Linked DNA regions of Homo sapiens: region 1 is linked to region 2. A link is an interaction called in ENCODE POLR2A ChIA-PET data of the cell type or tissue named here. Cell type or tissue: PC-9. All regions are shown on one strand.

Region 1 (5,000 bases), 220 kb after region 2:
TGTAAATGGGATTGTTTTCCTATTAATTTCTCCTTCAGATAGTTTTTAGTGTATAGAAATGCTACTGATATTTGTATGTTAATTTTTTTTTTTTTTGAGACAGAGTCTCACTCTGTTGCCCAGGCTGGAGTGCAGTGGTATGATCGTGGCTCACTGCAACCTCTGCCTTCTGGGTTCAAGTGATTCTCCTGCCTCAGCCTCCTGAGCAGCTGGGACTACAGGCGTGCACCACCAAACCCGGCTAATTTTTGTATTTTTAGTAGAGATGGGGTTTCACCATGTTGGCTAGGCTGGTCTCGAACCCCTGACCTCAAGTGATCTGCCCGCCTCGGCCTCCCAAAGTACTCTCTTTGGCCTCCCATGCCTGGCCGTATACCAAACATCTAAAGAAGAACTAATATCAACCCTTCTCAAACTCTTCCTAAAAACTGAAGAGGAGGGAATACTTCCAAACTCATTTTAGAAGGCCAGCACTGCCCTTATGCCAAAGGCAGACAAGGACACTATAAGAAACCTATAAGCCAGGCTGGGTGTGGTGGCTCACGCCTGTACTCCTAGCACTTTGAGAAGCCAAGGCGGGTGGATCACCTGAGGTTAGGAGTTTGAGACCAGCCTGGCCAACATGGTGAAACCCCATCTCTACTAAAATTACAAAAATTAGCCGGGTGTGGTGGTGCATGCCTGTGGTCCCAGCTACTCGGGAGGCTGAGGCAGGAGAATCACTTGAACCTGGGAGGCGGAGGTTGCAGTGAGCCTCAGTCGTGCCACTGCACTCCAGCCTGGGTGACAGAGCGAGATTCCGTCTCAAAACAAACAAGCAGAAATCCTCGACAAAACATTAGCAAACCAAATTCAACAGCACATTAAAAAGTTTATTCACCATGTTCAAGCATGATTTATCCCTGTGATACAAGAATGGTTCAACATACATAAATCAGTAAATGTGATACACCATATTAACAAAACGAAGGACAAAAACCACATGATCATCTCAATAGTTGCAGAAAAAGCATTTAACAAAATTCAGTATCCTCTTATGATTAAAAACCCTCAACAATTAGGCATAGAAGGAATGTACCTCAACCCAATAAAAGCCATATATGAAAAGCCCACAGCTAACATCATACTTTCTTTTTTTTGAGATGGAGTCTTGCTCTGTCGCCCAGGCTGGAGTGCAGTGGTATGATCTCAGCTCATTGCAACCTCTGCCTCCTGGGTTCAAGCGATTCTTCCGCCTCCGCCTCCCAAGTAGCTGGGATTACAGGCATGCGCCACTACACCCCAGCTAATTTTTCTACATTTAGTGGAGACGAGGTTTCACCATGTTGGCCAGTCTGGTCTTGAACTCCTGGCCTCAAGTGATCCGCCCGCCTCAGCCTCCCAAAGTGCTGGAATTACAGATGGGAGCCACCGCATCAGGCTGCCTTTTTTTTTGTTTGTTTTAAACGTGGGCATTTGTTGCTATAGACTTCCCTCTCACGACTGCTTTTGCTACATCCCTTAAGTTTTGATATGTTGTGTTTCCATTTTTGTCTGTCTCAAGACATTTTAAATTTTCCTTTTAATTTCTTCTCTGACCCACTGGTTGTTCAGGAGCATGTTGTTTAATTTCCATATATTTGTGAATTTTCCATGTTTCCTCCTATTATTGATTTCTAGTTTCATACCATGTGTTCAGAAGGGACACTTGATATGATTCACTCTTCTTAAATTTGGTAAGACTTGTTTTGTGGACTAACTTGTGGTCTATCTTGGAGAATGTTTCATGTATAATTGAGAAGAATTTATATTTTGTTTGCTAATAGAATCTTCTTTATGTCTAGGATTAGAAGCAATTTATTAGGCTGATGGAACTATGGGGTTTTTGTTTAAGTTTTTAAACTTTTTATGATACAAATTGGGAGAAAAAAGCTGTTTTTTATAGTATTAAATGATACACAGAGATTTTGCATTTACATTTGGAACTCTTTTAAGAATTTCAGAGCGTAAGCGTGAATGAGGCTTGTTAAAAAAAAAACAAACCTTAGACAAATTAAATTTAACATAGTTTAATTGAACAAAGAACTATTTGTGAATTGGGCAGCCTCCTGAACCAGAATAGGTTCAGAGAGACTCTGGAGCTAATGGGTGGTCGAAGAAGATTGATGGACAGGAAAAGGGAAGTGACATACAGAAAATGGAAATGAGGTACAGAAACAGCAGGATCGGTTATAGCTCGGTGTTTGTCTTATTTGAACACAATTTGAACAATTGGCCTCCTGTGATTGACTGAGACTTGGTGATTGGCACAAGAGTCGGTTGTGGTCTGTTTATACATTTAGTTAGGTTACAGTTCACTCTGTATGGAGCAACCTTTAGACCAAACTTAGGATATGGAAGGAGACAACTTTAGGCTAAACTTAATTTAACAGGTTCTACTGATGTCATGAGATTAAAAAAAAAAAAAAAAGAGCTATGTTCCCTGTGTTCTTTTCTCATGAATATAGTTTAATATAGGCTATTAGACCATTCATTCAGAGATACTGGCTGCCTATGTGTATTGTACTTATTTTTCCAAAGGGCTCACGTTGGGTACTCATTTTTGGCAGCCTCCCTCATTACAGGACATCCCTTCAAAGTTACCCATTGACCAGATTCCATTTTGGAATCTGCAGTTATAAACCGGTCTTACTAGTGTAAGGATAAACTGCATTCCAAGAAGCTGAGCCACAGTAATAAAGGAATCCACAGCTCTTTGTTTCCCCAGATTTGTAAATTTTCTTGGATTTCGGTGAACTCATAAATAGGATCTTTAGTTCTCCAGCAAAAAAGATTATGAAATGAAAACTATTTGTTGGCTTTAGTACCTGGGAGAGTGTGTTAGAGAGTTCAGTGTGGAGTGAATATTATCAACTCTTGCAAAAATAATTATGTTGTTAATTATGGCATGAGCTTAATATCCATTGAATTTTATATCAAAATGCATTTTCCTGGCCCTGAAAGTTTTTCTGCACTGGATTTGGAATTGAAGTACAGTTGACCCTTGAACAACATGGGGATTAGGGGCATCAACCATCAACCCTTCACACATTCAGAAATCCACATAGAACTTTTGACCTCAAAAGCTTAACTACTAATAGCCTACTGTGGACCAGAAGCCATACCGGCAACATAAACTGTCACTTTTTTTTTATATATGTGATATGTATTATATACTGTATTTTTACAATAAAGTAAGCTGGAGGAAAGAAAATGTTATTAAGAAAATCATCTGGGGCACAGTGGCTTATGCCTATAATCCCAGCTCTTTGGGAGGCTGAGGCAGGCAGATCACCTGAGGTCAGGGGTTCGAGACCAGCCTGGTCAATATGGCGAAACCCTGTCTCTAATAAAAACACAAAAATTAGCTGGACGTGGTGGCGTGCGCCTGTAATCCCAGCTACATGGGAGGCTGAGGCAGGAGAATCGCTTGAACCCAGACGGGGGAGGTTGCAGTGAGCCAAGATCGCACCACTGCACTGCGGCCTGGGCAACAGAGGGAGACTCCATCTCAAAAAGAAAAAAAATGTTATTAAGAAAATCATAAGGAAGATAAAAATATATTTACTATGTATTAAGTGGAAGTGCGTCATTATAAAGCTCTTTATCCTCCTTATCTTCGTGTTGAATGGGCTGGGGAAGAGAAAAAGGAGGTATTGGTCTTGCTGTCTGTCTCAGGGGTGGCGGAGGCAGAAGAAAATCCATGTCTAGTAGACCCACGCGGTTCAAACCCATGTTGCTCAAAGGCCAGCTGTATATACTTCCTGTGAGTATTTTTAATTAAGAAATTCGTTTTTAAACTGACTGACTTACATTTTACAAATTTGCTTGCTAGAAATTTCTGCTGATAAAAACTCCACACCATACCTGCCGTTACTTATTCCAAATCCTTAGCCCTGTTTGGTCTGTTGAATTTCTCTGATTTTGATTTTTAATTTCTGGGCAGATCACTTTCCCACAGTTGGCAACACACGCGCGCACGCACACACAGACACGCGCGTGCGCGCGCACACACACATATGCACACATACATAAACCCAGACAGACACGGACACACACACATACACATACACACATATACACATACACACACAGACACACACACATACACACAGACACACGCACACACATATACACAGACATACACAGACACATACACACGCACACACACGCACACACAGACACACGCGCACATGTGCACACAGACACACACATACACGTACACACATACGCACATACACCCACATACACACACCCACACATACATGGGCGCGCACATACACATGCGCACACACATACACACGCACACACGTACACACACGCACACACATGCACACACATAGACACGCACACACAGACACACAGACAGGCACACACACACACGCACATACACGCACACACACAGACGCACACATACACGCACACATGCGCACACACGCATACACGCACACACACGTGCACACACATATGTGTATACATACATTTATGTATATATTTTATATACGTATGTTTATATACACACATATATAAATATACTCACACGTATATTTTTATATATTTTTTCCTGCTGCTTGAATCAGCATACAACTTACATTTTTAATGAAATATTGCACATACAGGGAAATAGGATAGTACATAGTGTTCTCCTATTTTTTCATATTTTCATGGGAAATGGAGAGGGGTACATTTGCATTTTCCATATTTCCTTTTTGTCATATTTGTATGAGCTTTCTTTTTAACTACAGGTACAGTTGAAGTCCACTTTGTACCTCCTCTAATCACAGAGGCAAATATATAATCTTCCTGTCCTTGATTTTACACTTTTACTACAAATGTATTTTGTCCCTAAACAGTTATTACAAATGCATTTTGCCCCTAAACAGTATGTAAAAGTAGCCATTCACAGTGGCTCACACCTGTAATCCCAGAACTTTGGAAGGCCAAGGTGGGAGGATCACTTGAGCCCAGGAGTTTGAGACCAG
Region 2 (5,000 bases):
AGGCTTCCTCTGCTGCCCAGGCTGGAGTGTAGTGGTATGATCTCAGCTCACTGCAACCTCCACCTCCCGGGTTCAAGTGATTCTCCTGCCTCAGCCTCCTGAGTAGCTGGGATTATAGGCACGTGCCACTATGGCCAGCTAATTTTTGTATTTTAGTAGAGATAAGGTTTCCCCATGTTGGTCAGGCTGGTCTCGAACTCCTGACCTCAGGTAATCCACCTGCCTTGGCCTTCCAAAGTGCTGGGATTACAGGAGTGAGCCACTGCACGTGGTCTGCTCCAGGTGATTTTTTTTTTTTTTTTTTTTGAGACGGAGTCTCGCTCTGTCGCCCAGGCTGGAGTGCAGTGGAGCAATCTTGGCTCACTGCACGCTCTGCCTCCCAGGTTCACGCCATTCTCCTGCCTCAGCCTCCTGAGCAGCTGGGACTACAGGCACCCACTACCATGCCTGGCTAAATTTTTGTATTTTTAGTAAAGACTGGGTTTCACCGTATTAGCCAGGATGGTCTCTATCTCCTGACCTCGTGATCTGCCCGCCTCAGCCTCCCAAAGTGCTGGGATTACAGGCGTGAGCCACCATGCCCGGCCCAGGTGATTTTTTATTTGTGTTTGTATTATATAGAGATAGGGTCTCCCTGTTGCCCAGGCTGGCCTCAAACTCCTGGGCTCAAGGGGTCCTCCTGCCTCAGCCTCCCAAAGTGCTACGATTATAGGCATGAGCCACTGTGCTGGTCCAAAGTGATGTTTATGGGTAAAATCACTGAGAACTTTCCAGTAGAAGTGGGATGAGGGTCCGATGGAGGAGTGGTTGTTGGTTGGGGGGGACCTGGAAAGGAAGTAAGGTTTGCAATGACAGTAATACAGAAGATCTTGCAAAGTACGACATGGCAAACACAGATTACAAGTAATAGACTGGTAGTGCTATTCTGCAGTGTATTACCTGGCTATAAATGGAAACATTTAAAGAATGTATAAAAAATAAAAATGGGCCGGACAAGGTGGCTCATGCCTGTAATCCCAGCATTTTTGGAGGCCAAGGCAGGTGAATCACCTGAGGTCAGAAGTTGCAGACCAGCCTGGCCAACATGGTGAAACCCCATCTCTACTAAAAATACAAAATTAGCTCGGTGAGGTAGTGCATGCCTGTAATCTCAGCTACTTGAGAGGCTGAGGCAGGAGAATCGCTTGAATCCAGGAGGCGGAGGTTGCAGTGAGCCGAAATCATGCCATTGCACTCCAGCCTGGGCCACAAGAGCAAAACTCTGTCTCAAAAAATATAGATAAATAAAAAATAAAGTAAAAAAATAAAAATAGAAGCCGGGTGCCGTCACGCCTGTAATCTCAGCACTTTGGGAGGCCGAGGCAGGTGGATCACTTGGGGCCAGGAGTTCAAGACCAGCCTGGCCAACATGGTGAAACCCCATCTCTACTAAAAATACAAAAATTAGCCAGGTGTCCCAGCTACCCAGGAGGTGGAGGTTGCAGTGAGCTGAGAGCTGAGATCACGCCACTGCACTCCAGCCTGGGCGACAGATCAAGATTCTGTCAAAAAAAGAAAAAGAAAAGGGCCAGGTGCAGTGGCTCATGCCTGTAATCCCAGCACTTTGGGAGGCCGAGGCGGGCAGATCACGAGGTCAGGAGATCGAGACTATCCTGGCTAACACGGTGAAACCCCATCTCTACTAAAAATACAAAAATTAGCTGGATGTGGTGGCACATGCCTGTAGTACCAGCTGTTTGGGAGGCTGAGGCAGGAGAATCACTTGAACCTGGGAGGCAGAGGTTGCAGTGAGCCGAGATCATGCCACTGCACTCCAGCCTGGCAACAGAGCGAGACTCCATCTCAAAAAAAAAATTAATTAAATAAAATAAAAAATAAAAATGAAAAAATAAAGTATATATATTGCTTCCAATCAAATAGATATCAGTATATTATAAAAATTATGAAGTACAATAGCCATTTTTTTTTTTCTGAGACAGAGACTCGCTCTGTCGTCCAGGCTGGAGTGTAGTGGCGCAATCTAAGCTCACTGCAAGCTCCGCCTCCTGGGTTCAAGCAATTCTCCTGCCTCAGCCTCCCAAGTAGCTGGGATTACAGGCACGTGCCACCAAACCCAGCTAATTTTTGTATATTTAGCAGAGACGGGGTTTCACCATGTTGGCCAGGCTGGTCTCGAACTCCTGACCTCAGGTGATCCACCAACTTCGGCCTCCCAAAGTGCTGGGATTACAGGCATGAGCCACCATGCCTGGCAGAAGTATAATAGGTATAAGACATTGGAGATTCCTTAGAAATTATCAGTTTTCTGTCCCCACCTCATTCATACAAACACTCCGTAACTGGTTCCAGCTCTCTTTACACATAGCTTGTAGAAAACATAGAAGGGTAGGAGGTGAGGAAAGCATCTTTTCTCTTATGGAATATGCAGAGGTCCCCCTCAAGCTTTGTTGACACCTGATCTCTGTAGGAGACTACTGCTCTTGTCTAGTATTTTCATTTTATAGATGAGAAAACTGGGCCTCAAAGGAACAGACTTGTCCAAGATTAGCATAGCAGAGCCTGAGTTAAAACACATTTTCTGGCTGGGCGCGGTGGCTCATGCCTATAATCCCAGCACTTTGGGACGCCAAGGCGGGCGGATCACCTGAGGTTGGGAGAAACAACCCAAATCATATCATTCTTTCATTTTTAAGAGAGGGCCTCAATCTGTTACCCAGGCTAGAATGCAGTGGCATGATCAAAGCTCAGTTCAGCCTTGGTCTGCCAAGCTCAAGTGATCCTCCCACCTCAGCCTCCCAAGTAGCTGGGACTATAGGCACACACCACCACGTTCAGCTAATTTTTAATTTTTTTTTTTTTTTTTTTGTAGAGACAGGGCCTTGCTATGTTGCCCAGGCTGGTCTTGAACTCCTGGTCTCAAGCGATCCTCCCTCCTCAGCCTCCCAAAGTGCTGGAATTATAGTCATGAGCCACTGCATTCAGCCATATCATTCTTTTAAAGACTGAAAATACACAGATGCCTACAATGCAATTTCCCCTCAAGCTGCCACTGGTTTTTATATTAATACCCCAAAAAATTATATCTTGGTTGTTTGCAACAGAAGTAATAAATAGCAGGCACAAGAGGTGGCAGCAGAATTTTTTTTTTTCTTTTTTCTTTGAGACAGGGTCTTGCTCTGTCACCCAGGTGGGAGTGGAGTGGCAAGATCTCGGCTCACTGCAACCTCCACCTCCCAGGTTCAAGTGATTCTCCTGCCTCAGCTTCCTAAGTAGCTAGGATTACAGGCGCCCACCACCAGGCCTGGCTAATTTTTGTATATTTAGTAGAAATGGGGTTTCACCATGTTAGCCAGGCTGCCCTGGAACTCCTGACCTCAAGTGATCAGCCCAGCTAGGTCTCCCAAAGTGCTGGAATTACAGGGGTGAGCCACCACACCCGGCCAGAATTTTTAAGTCTAGTCAGAAGGGGAGGTTGCTTTCCCTCACCATAAATTTATATTTTAAAATGTGCATTCATTAAGTTTAGAATACTGGTAAGTGTACTCCTTTTCAGAAAAGGACCTTTATTACTTAAAGCATCTGACAGTACCTACTCCATGCAATTGTTTGTTTCTTTGTTGTTTGTTTTGAGACAAAGTCTTACTCTCACCCAGGCTGGAGTACAGTGATATGATCTCAGCTCACTGCAACCTCAGCCTCCCAGGTTCAAGCAATTCTCCTGCCTCAGCCTCCCGAGTAGCTGGAATTACAGGTGCACACCACCACGCCCAGTTGATTTTTCTATTTTTAGTAGAGACAGACAGCGTTTCACCATGTTGGTCAGGCTGGTCTCAAACTCCTAAACTCCTGAACTCCTGATCCACCCGCCTTGACCTCCCAAAGTGCTGGGATTACAGGCAGGAGCCAAAGCTACCAGCCTATTCCACGCAATTGTAACAGTTACTAAATACTGTCATTCATCATGTGGGGTGGGGGTGAATAAAGATACATCTTAGCAAAAACAATACAGACAATTCAGGAAAGAGTTTCCAGTTTAATTACATCAAAGCTATATCCAAAATAAAAATAACACTCAGAAACAAAGATTGCTTATAATTCCAGAACATTTTAATTCTACAGAGCTTTAATAAAAAGCCCGACAGTTTCCAAATGTTCATCAAAAACAGAATGAATATCAGTCCCATCAATAAGGGGGAAAATCAAAGAAAAAAAAAAGGAGAGGGTGAGAGATGTAAGAGATGAATGAAGGTTGACAACTATTCTCCTTTAAAAAGAGAAACACTGCTTCCTCAATGTCACTGAAGGATATGAACAGGCAAGAGGAAAGTAACTGTCCATATTTGCCTTATATACAGTATTGGGTAATTAAATGCCAGTTGGGCTGTTTAGGAATGGCTTGCTAAAACATTGAAAAAATGAAAGACTTCATCCTTGTCGTAGACTGCCACTTCAGTGGAACATTCAGTGCACATGACTGGGTGATAGATTTCTTCCACATCTGTCTCTGCCTTCTCGGCAGCATCTTCCCGGTTAGACCTCATCTTCTTATGGACCCGCCTTTTCTTCCTGTTCTCTGAGGCTTTATATCTTAGAACCTCCTCTTTGTTAATAGAACAATTCATTACAAACATTGCTCTATATTGAGTTTTGTATGATTCATGCCTAAGAGAAAAATGAAATGGAGAATTGGGGTTTATGTTCTATGTTAATAGTTTATCCATTTAGATAAAATTTGAGAATACCAAAAACTTACTGAAATACCAACCAAAGACAAGACACAGGAACAAAACAGCAAGTTTAAAGAAATTTTAAACAGTTGTTTTAAGAATAATTAAAACTTGTGAACACAGCTCACTGCAGCCTTGAACTCTTAGCCTCAAGTGATCCTCCTGCCTCAGCCTCCCTGGTAGCTGGGATTACAGGCACAAGCCACTGCACCAGGCAGAAGAAACATTTTAGTATGTAACAGTGTAAGGAAGAAATGTATCCTCTTTCCTTCT

Evidence for each region. Peaks named below come from ENCODE experiments on the same cell type or tissue, not always from the same donor. Only the 100,000 strongest peaks of a DNase experiment are listed, where the experiment ranks them.
Region 1: POLR2A ChIA-PET joins it to region 2 with 8 read pairs; 2 of 35 experiments call an interaction of 5 or more read pairs at or near these places.

The regions. Positions count from the first base shown.
Region 1 is chr14:34,730,770-34,735,769 of GRCh38, forward strand. No RefSeq gene overlaps it. Among named protein-coding and RNA genes, the nearest start is that of CFL2, 19 kb to the left of the region's middle. In PC-9, no CTCF peak of the experiment used is centred here; DNase peaks (open chromatin) are centred at 1,712 and 2,692; H3K27ac peaks cover 1,923 bases.
Region 2 is chr14:34,511,925-34,516,924 of GRCh38, forward strand. EAPP (E2F associated phosphoprotein) reads right to left here. Exons shown (of 6, transcript NM_018453.4): 6 at 4,014-4,662. The coding sequence ends at 4,386. Among named protein-coding and RNA genes, the nearest start is that of EAPP, 25 kb to the right of the region's middle. In PC-9, no CTCF peak of the experiment used is centred here; no DNase peak of the experiment used is centred here.